Linked DNA regions of Homo sapiens: region 2 is linked to region 1. Evidence: read pairs that join two places in POLR2A ChIA-PET (ENCODE). Cell type or tissue: CD4-positive, alpha-beta T cell. All regions are shown on one strand.

Region 1 (5,000 bases):
TTTCCCCTCCCCTCATCCCCTAGCAACCACCAATCTACTTTTGTTCCCCTATAAAGTTAACTCTTCTGGATATTACTCATATAAACAGAATCACACGTTATGTGACTCTGTCCGGCTTCTTTCATTTAACATTAGGGTTTTGAGGCTCATCCACGTTCTGACATATATCAGGACTTCAGGACTGCACATCTTTTTATGGCTGAGTAATATTTCTTTTTTTTTTTTTTTTTTAGATGGAGCCTTGCTCTGTCACCCAGGTTGGAGGGCGGTGGCACAATCTTGGCTCACTGCAACCTCTGTCTCCCAGGTTCAAGTGATTCATTCTCCTGCCTCAGCCTCCCGAGTAGCTGGGATTACAGGCACCCGCCACCGTGCCTGGCCAATTTTTGTATTTTTAGTAGAGACGGGGTTTCACCATGTTAGCCAGACTGGTCTCAAACTCCTGACCTCAAGTGATCCACCCACCTCGGCCTCCCAAAGTGTTGGGATTATAGGCGTGAGCCACCGCGCCCAGTCTGGCTGAGTAATATTTCATTGTATAGAGATACCACATTTTCTTTGTCCATCCATGGGTGGTCATTTCCACTTTTGGATTATTGTGAATAATGTTGCTATGAACATTTGTGTACAGTTTTTATTTGAACACTTGTTTTCTTTTTGTTTTTCTTTTTTTTTTTTTTTTTTTTGAGACGGAGTTTTGCTCTTGTTGGCCAGGCTGGAGTGCAATGGTGTGATCTCGGTTCACCGCAACCTCCGCCTCCCGGGTTCAAGCGATTCTCTTGCCTCAGCCTCCTGAGTAGCTGGGATTATAGGCATGTGCCACCACACCCAGCTAATTTTGTATTGTTAGTAGAGATGGAGTTTCTCCATGTTGGTCAGGCTGGTCTCGAACTCCTGACCTCGGTGATCCTCCCGCATCAGCCTCCCAAAATGCTGGGATTACAGGCGTGAGCCATCAATTGAACACTTGTTTTCAATTCTTCTGAGTACATACCTAGAAGTGGAACTGCTGGGTCAGACAGTATTCTATGAATTCTATGTTTAGCTTATTGAGGTCCTGCCAAATTGTTTTCACGGCAGCTGCACCATTTTACATTCCCACCAGCAATGTTCCAATTTCTCCTTCTCCACATCCTCGCCAACACTTGTTACTTTTCTTATTATAACCATCCTAGTGGGTATGAAGTGGTATCTCATTGTAGTTTTATTCGCATTAATCTAGTGATTAATGACATTGAGCATCTTTTCATGTGCTTTTGGCCATTTATATATATTATTTGGAGAAATGTCTACTCAAGTCTTTGCCCATTTTTAAATTGGGTTGTTTGTCTTTTTGTTGTTGAGTTGTGCCTAAGGAAGTAATTTTAAATTTTAAAAAATATAGCCGGCGTGGTGGCTCACGCCTGTATTCCTAGCACTTTGAGAGGCCGAGATGGGTGGATTACCTGAGGTCAGGAGTTCAAGACCAGCCTGGCCAACATGGTGAAATCCCGTCTCTACTAAAAATACAAAAATTTGCCAGGTGTGGTGGCAGGCGCCTGTAATCCCAGCTACTACACAGGAGGCTGAGGCAGGAGAATCGCTTGAACCTGGGAGGCAGAGGTCGCAGTGAGCTGAGATTGCGCCATTACACTCCAGCCTGGGCAACAAAGCAAAACTCCATCTCAAAAAAAAAAAAAAAAGAAGAAGAAGAAGAATATGATCAGGGAACTACAAACAGTTTTCTGGGCTGTGGTATAAGGTTCAGTGCAGACAAGCAGGAAGGAGCTAGAACTAGAAGGATTTTTCATGCTAAACCTTTACCTGAAGGCCCAGGGAGCTTCAGAAGGAGGTGCCATGATCAACCTATGTGTTGGAAAGATCACTCTGACACCCCATGGAGGATGCACTATGGTGGGGCCAGACTAGGGTCTACTCAGGAGGCTGTTGTGAGACAAAAGGAACTAAGACAGTCGCGGTGGGCGGGGACAGGAAGTAAGACATTAACAACTGCCGCACATTAGACTGTGAGCCACACAAGGTCAGAAAGCAGATATGATTCCTGTATCAGAGTTCCTGCCTGTTACGCATTGAACGCTGTCTTAGTCCATTTGGGCTGCTATAACAGGGTGGCTTATAAACAACAGAATTTGTTACTCATAGTTCTGGAGGCTTGGATGTCTAAGATCAAGGCCCTGACAGCCTCAGTGTCTGGTGAGGGCCCACTTCCTGGTTCACAGATAGTGCCTTCTTACTATGTCCTCACATAGTAGAAGGGCCAGGCTAGCTCTCTGGGGTCTCTTTATAAGGGCACTAATCCCAATCATGAGTGTTCTGCCTTCCCAAAGACCCCACCTCCTAATACCATCACCTTAGGAGTTAGGATTTCAACATATGAATTTGAGGGGAACACAAACATTCTGACTATAGCAGAGTATGTCCCTCCAAAAGAGCTATGTTGAAGTCCTAACCCCCAGTACCTCAGAATGTGACCTTATTTGGAAATAGAGTCATTGTAGATGTAATTAGTTAAGAAGAGATCACACTAGAGTAGGGTGGACACTTAATTCACTATAACTGTTGTCCTTATAAGAAGACAGTCATCAAGAGTTTGAGATCAGCCTGGCCAACATGGTGAAACCCCGTCTCTACTAAAAATACAAAAATTAGATGGGTGTGGTGGCACACACCTGTAATCCCAGCTATGTGGGAGGCTGAGGCAAGAGAATCACTTGAACCCAGGAGACAGAAGTTGCAGTGAGCCAAGATCGCACCACTGCACTCCAGCCTGGATGACAGAGTGAGACTCTGTCAAAAAAAAAAAAAACCTTGAAACACAGAGTGGGCAAGCAAATTTCCCAAGGTTTCCAAAGCTAGTTAAATGGCAGAGCCAGGATCTGATGCCTGGCAGGCTGACTTCAGGCTCCAGTGCTCTTACCCAATATACTATGCAGCTGTTCTATTAAATATTTGCCGGAAAGTTCAACAGATGGATAAATGAATGACTGGATCAATCTGGATTTGGTACCAGAGTAAAAAGTGAAGATGGGTGGGGTGTGGTGGCTCATGCCTGCAATCCCAGCACTTTGGGAGGCTAAGGTGGGAGGATTACTTGAGGCCAGGAGTTCAAGACCATCCTGGGCAACATGGCAAGGCCCCATCTCTATAAAAAATAAAACAATTAGCTGGGCGTGATGCCCTGAATCTGTAGTCCCAGCTACTCGGGAGGCTGAGGTGGGCGGATCATTTGAGTCTGGAGAGATCGAGGCTGCATTGAACCAGGATCAGGACACTGCATGGGTTCGATGGCTCACGCCTGTAATCCCAACACTTTGGGAGGCCGAGATGGGTGGATTGCTTGAGTCCAGGAGTTCAAGACCAGCCTGGGCAACATGGAGAAACCCGATCTCTACAAAAATACAAAAATTAGCCGGGTGCTGGTGGTGTGTGCCTGTAGTCCCAGGTACTCGGGAGGCTGAGGTGGGAGGATCACTTGAGCCCAGAGGCAGAGGCTGCAGTAAGCTGAGACCTGTGCCACTGCACTCCAGCCTAGGCAACAGAGTGAGACCCCTCCTCAAAAAAAAAAAAAAATAAGTGAGGATGACTCCCAGGTGTCTGGCTCAGATGACTTAGTAGGTAAGGTATCTCCATTTAATGAGACAGGAAAAAGAGAGGCGACATCAGATTTGTGAGGTGGAGGTTGGAGTCTGGGGAAACAACAAATATGTTCTTGAAATGCTGAGTTTGAATTACCAAGAAGACAAACAAGTGATGTCCAATAGACTGCTGGACACATGGGTCTGGAACTCCAGAGAGGCGCATGGGTTAGAATTATAGACTTGGGAGCCATCAGTATACTTAATGTCAGGGTTTGAATGAGATCACCAAAGCACAGTGTATAGAAAGAGAAAGCAGATGACCCAAGACAGAGCCCTGAGGACACTGGAATTCACAGGGCAAGGGAAAGAAAAGAATCCTTTACTTCCTAGCAAAGGGTCTGTCGTGGAAACGACAAGTCAGGTTGTGGTGGCTTGAGGAATGAATAGAAAATGAATCACAGGGTAAATGTATGTGTTACAGGTGAGAAAGTGACAGATGGATTGATGGGCTGTGGCAGAGAATCAGTATGGAAATGACTGACTAGACACGGTGGTTTGTTGGTTGGAGCCAGCTTGCATCAAATGAGAGCTGATTACTAAATTTCAGAAATGTTGCAAGCTGGTTGTTAGATACAGCTTTTTTTTTTTGAGATGGAGTTTCACTGTTGTTGCCCAGGCTGGAGTGCAATGGCGCGATCTCGGCTCACTGCAATCTCTGTCTCCCAGGTTCAAGCGATTCTCCTGCCTCAGCCTCCTGAGTAGCTGGGATTATAGGCATGCGCCACTATGCCCAGCTAATTTTGTATTTTTAGTAGAAATGGGGTTTCTCCATGTTGGTCAGGCTGGTCTCGAACTCCCAACCTCAGGTGATCTGCCTGCCTTGGCCTCCCAAAGTGTTAAGAATATAGGCGTGAGCCACTGTGCCCAGCCAATACAGTCATTATTAAAAAATTAGTTGAAGAGACTTACAATCAAATATAAATTAAATTAATAACAAAGGTCATAAATTCTTAAAACTCATCACTTCCTAATTATTTTACTAGGCTTTATTATCCATGCTCTTATACTTACTGTATCTATATGGTGGAAATGCCATAATGATGTGCCACTGCACCTCGTTTCCCAGCTCTGTGTTCAGTGATGTCAATTGGTAGCTTGAAACTAACCATGGAAATTACCACATGCTATAAGTCAGAACTTGATTTATTTATTGTTTTATTGATTGTTTAGACTTATGAAAGTAAAGGAGAAAATGTTAGTAATGCGGCTTTTACTTAAAAGTGTATCATGTCTGTAGCCATCACATTGTAAACAGAATTTTTAAAAACTGAAGAAATAGTCTTCCAGTATTCAAAAGCAATTATCTGGCCAGGCGCTGTGGCTCATTCCTATAATCCCAGCACTTTGGGAGACCAAGGCTGA
Region 2 (5,000 bases), 92 kb after region 1:
CCAGTTTAAACCTTAGAATCTTTCAGTTTCAACACCAGAGGACATACAATTTAAAAAATTAAAAAAATTAAAAAACGGCTGGGCATGGTGGCTCACACCTGTAATCCCAGCACTTTGGGAGGCTGAGGCGGGCAGATCACGAGGTCAGGAGATCGAGACCATCCTGGCTAACATGGTGAAACCCCATCTCTACTAAAAAATATAAAAAAATTAGCCGGGCATGGTGGCGGGCGCCTGTAGTCCCAGCTACTCGGGGGGCTGAGGCAGGAGAATGGCGTGAACCTGGGAGGCAGAGCTTGCAGTGAGCCGAGATCGCGCCACTGCACTCCAGCCTGGGCGACAGAGCGAGACTCCATCTCAAATAAATAAATAAATAAATAAATAAATAAATAAATAAATAAATAAAAATAAAACAACTTAGAATTTCCTCAGAAAGCCTTCCTCATCAGTTCTTCCGACTCCACTCTTGCTATTATGACAATTATTATCAGAAGGACTTCTGCACATAAATACCTAATAATAGCAACTAACATGTACTAAGATGTACTAAGTGCTATCAGCCCATCGCTGAGCTATTTGCAATACAGAAACCATCTCATTTAATTTTTACATCCACCTTGTAAGATATGTGCTACCGATATATAGAATATGTTGTGATTGGTAGCCCTGGACTGTACCATGAAGCGACCTTAGGAGCAATTACTTTATCCATTTCCATGGAAAAAAGTGAGGCTCGGAAAGGATAAATTACTAGCTTAAGTTCACACAAGCAAGCAAAAGGCAGAGACGAAACCTAAACCCAGGTATGACCAACCCCAAAGCCTATATTCTCTCTCTGTCTCTCTTTTTTTTTTTTTTTTTTTTTGGAGACAGAGTCTTGCTCCATTGCCCAGGCTGGAGTGCAGTGGCGCAATCTCGGCTCACTGCAACCTCCACCTCCCAGGTTCAAGTAATTCTTCTGCCTCAGCTTCCCAAGTAGCTGGGACTACGGGTGCCCATCACCATGCCCAGCTAATTTTTGTATTTTTAGTAGAGACGGGGTTTCACCATGTTGGCCAGGCTAGTCTCGAACTCCTGACCTCAGGTGATCCACCCAACTCAGCCTCCCAAAGTGCTGGGATTACAGGCATAAGCCACCTTGCCTGGCCAAAGTCTATATTATTAAGATTGCAATATTTTACTATGTCCCAGGTATGTGCAGTTCCAGAGTTAGGTAGTAGCTGGAGGAGTTTCTGAATTTTCTGTGTAACGTGGTTATATACGTGCTAGAATCGCAGTCAGTGAACTTAATATGCAAATGAAATACTCTGTACACTGTAAACAATGTTACCTCTCAAGTTTTTGCAGCAAACACCACCATTATCCCTTTGGAGTTAAACCCGCTTGGCTACCACCCTTGCTGTCAAACCCCCATGAGATGCCAAACACTTGAAAAGGGTTTCATCGGAGATGTCAGTGTGAGATTAAGAACACACAACAGATGAAATAGAGAAAACAAGGGAATTCACTAGCAGTTACTGGTAAGACGCTCAGGCTATTAGCCTGTCACACTCCCCACTGCCAGCAAAGCCATCTTTAGCCACTTGGAAACCTGGCCTTGCTTTCACTTCCTTTGTGAAATGTCCCGGGTGGTATTTTCCCCACAGTGTAAACAAGTCCTTTTACATTAATCAATTCATTTAATTCTCACAAAAACACTATAAAGTAAGTACTGTTATCATCTCCATTTTACAGATGACGTAACTGAGGCACAGAGAGTCTAAGCAGTTTGCTCAAAGTCACATGTGACATATGGCAGTGCTAGATTCAAACCCTTAAGTTACTGCGGAATCTGTGCTCTCAAAAACTACTACTCAGGCTGGGCGCAGTAGCTCACAGCTGTAAACCCAGCACTTTGGGAGGCTGAGGCAGGCAGATCACCTGAGGTCAGCAGTTCGAGACCAGCCTGGCCAACGTGGCAAAACCCCGTCTGTACTAAAAATACAAAAAAATTAGCCGGGCATGGTGGTGCATGACTATAATTCCAGCTACTCAGGAGGCTGAGGCAGGAGAATCACCACTTGACCTGGGAGGCAGAGGTTGCAGTGAGGTGAGATCACACCACTGCACTCCAGCCTGTGCGACAAAGTGAGACTCCGTGTCAAAAAAAAAAAAAAAAACCACATACACACACACAAAAACCCCTACTACTCTGTAGTTTGACAACAAAGCTAAATGAAGATAATTAGAAAATCCACTATTGCACCAGAATTGCAAAAGGGCTGTGGAGATATGTTTTTTTGTAGAATCTATGTGCTTTAGTAATGTGGAAGGGAGATCTCCCACCAAAATGTGTGGTGAGGTAGGCCTGGGTCACTCCCCAGACCAGGATCCCCCAGGCTCCAGGCTTTCATCTTAGCCCTGTAGTAACCCCCTCAGAAAAAGAATGCTTCTTTCCCATTTGTTCCAGCAAAAATCCTAAGATTGCTCTGATCAACTACCTTGGTTCTGTGCTTAACATTGACCCAGTTACAGAACTAAAGGATGGAATATGCTGACTTGTCGGGCCTGGGTGATATGCACATCCTTCTCTGCAGCCACACCCCAACACACGGAGCAAGAATGGAGAGATGGCTCCTAGCGAAAACTAGACTACTGAGAGGAGGGGAAAGAATGCTGAGCAGGCAAAACAACAGATGATCCAGGGATTCAGGCATTGACACTGGTAATTATAAGCCAGTGTGATAAATGACTTGACAGGAAGGAACTGGCACTGGAAGACAGCAGAGGAAACACCTAAACCAGAGGAAGTGGCATGTAAGCTGAGACCCAAGGAGGAGGTATCCAGGGCAAAGAGGGTGTGGGGTGGGGAAAGGAAACAGGCTGTGCATATTTTTATTTCCTTCCCTCCCTCCCTCCCTCCCTCCCTCCCTTCCTTTTTTTGAGACAGAGTCTCGCTCTGTCACCCAGGCTGGTATGCAGTGGCGTGATCTCGGCTCACTGCAACCTCCGCCTCCCAGGTTCAAGGGATTCTCCTGCCTCAGCCTCCCAAGGAGCTAGGATTATAGGCGCCTGCCACCACCCCTGCCTAATTTTTGTATTTTTAGTAGAGACAGGGTTTCACCATGTTGTCCAGGCTAGTCTCGAACTCTTAACCTCCAGTTATCCACCTGCCTCGGCCTCCCAAAGTGCTGAGATTACAGGTGTGAGCCACCACGCCTGGCCACATTTCTTGAAATGTGTGAGATTGGGGCCTAAACATTCACAGAGTCCGTGAGGATGAAGATGATGGGCCAGTCTGGGTGCCCTGGAGTGGCCTGAGCAGAAAGGAAGGAAAATGGATTAGGGGCTGAAGAGGAGATGAAGCTTTTAGTTTGGATATTGATCCTGAGGGGCACATGGGTCATTCTGTTAGAGATATCAAAGAGCCAGCTGAATATGTGGGTATGGCATTTGGGAGCAGGATCTCTGGACAGAGATCTGGGTGTGATCAGCACAAGGATGACCATTGAATGACCATCAGTTAAGGTCATCAAATGGTTACTGAGTGTAGGAGAGACATCCTTGGGTGAGGGGACCAAGTGGGAACAGACTCTTCAACAAAGACATCCAGATGGCCAAATAGCACAAGAAACAAGCATGTAAAAACATTATTACTGGCCGGGCTTGATGGCTCATGCCTGTAATTCCAGCACTTTGGGAAGCCGAGGCGGGCAGATCACTTGAGGCCAGGAGTTCAAGACCAGCCTGGGCAACATAGCCCGACCTCATCTCTACAAAAAACTTAAAAATTAGCCAGATGTGTTGGCATGCACTTGCAGTCCCAGCTACCCAGGGAGCTGAGGCAGGAGGATTGCTTGAGCCTGGGAGGTTGAGGCTACAATGAGCCATGATCATGCCACTGCACCCCAGCCTCGGCAACAGAAAAAGACCCTGTCTCAAAACAAAAAATATTATTACTTATTACTATGTGGGTAGATACATTAAAACAGTGAGATACCACTACGTACCTATCAGAATGGCTGAAATTTGAAATTAAAACGACTGACAATATTAACAACTGGAATTCTCATACACCACTGAAAGGAGTGTAAACTGGTACAACCACTTTGGAAAACTGGCGGTATTTACTAAAACTAAACATACGTATCCCCTCTGACCTAGCAGTTCCACTCAAATATATATAGCCAAGAAAAATAAATGGTTGAGTCTACCAAAAAGACATATGTAAAAGAATGTTTGTAACAGCATTATTCAGAATAACCAAAAGCTAGAAACAACCCAAATGCCTCCATTGTTATATGTTCATTTGATAGAATACTATACCACATACATAAAAAAACAAGTACTAAGTACTAACATGGATGAATTTTATAGCTATAATATTGAGTGAAAGAAGCCAGAACAAAAATAATGTACACCATGCAATTCCATTTAGAAAAATCTCAAAAACAGGTATAGTTAGTTGATGGTAATGGAGGTCAGAAATAATCGTTTCTATTGTGACAGGGGGTATGTCTGAAAGGCGGCCAAGAGAACCTTCTAGGGTCCTGGAAATAATCCGGATTTTGATCTGGTTGATGGTTATACAGGTATATACATGTATAAAACTTCAAGTTGGGTGTGGTGGTATGTGCCTATAGTCCCAGCTACTCAGGAGCCTGAGGAAAGAGGATTGCTTGACCCAAGGAGTTTGAGGCTGCAGTAAGCTATGATTGCACCTGTGAATAGCCACTATACTCCAGCCTGGGCAACATAGCAAGACCCTGTCACTAAAAACAAAAACAAAAACAAAATATTTTTAATTTAAAAAATCAGACAGTAGGCCGGGCATGGTGAGTCAGGCCTATAATCCCAGCACTTTAAGAGGCCAAGGCAAGCAGATCGCCTGAGGTCAGGAGTTTGAGATCAGCCTGGCCAACATGGTGAAAACCCTTCTCTACTAAAAATACAAAAAATAGCTGGGCTTGGTGGCAGGTGCCTGTAATCACAGCTACTTGGGAGGTTGAGGCAGGAGAATT

What was found. Peaks named below come from ENCODE experiments on the same cell type or tissue, not always from the same donor. Only the 100,000 strongest peaks of a DNase experiment are listed, where the experiment ranks them.
Region 2: POLR2A ChIA-PET joins it to region 1 with 5 read pairs; 7 of 35 experiments call an interaction of 5 or more read pairs at or near these places.

What each region holds. Positions count from the first base shown.
Region 1 is chr1:31,887,418-31,892,417 of GRCh38, forward strand. No RefSeq gene overlaps it. Among named protein-coding and RNA genes, the nearest start is that of PTP4A2, 48 kb to the right of the region's middle. RefSeq lists enhancers at 1,778-1,827, 2,118-2,267. In CD4-positive, alpha-beta T cell, no CTCF peak of the experiment used is centred here; a DNase peak (open chromatin) is centred at 1,964; H3K27ac peaks cover 1,074 bases.
Region 2 is chr1:31,979,454-31,984,453 of GRCh38, forward strand. No RefSeq gene overlaps it. Among named protein-coding and RNA genes, the nearest start is that of KHDRBS1, 32 kb to the right of the region's middle. In CD4-positive, alpha-beta T cell, no CTCF peak of the experiment used is centred here; DNase peaks (open chromatin) are centred at 2,158 and 2,818; H3K4me3 peaks cover 312 bases; H3K27ac peaks cover 1,818 bases.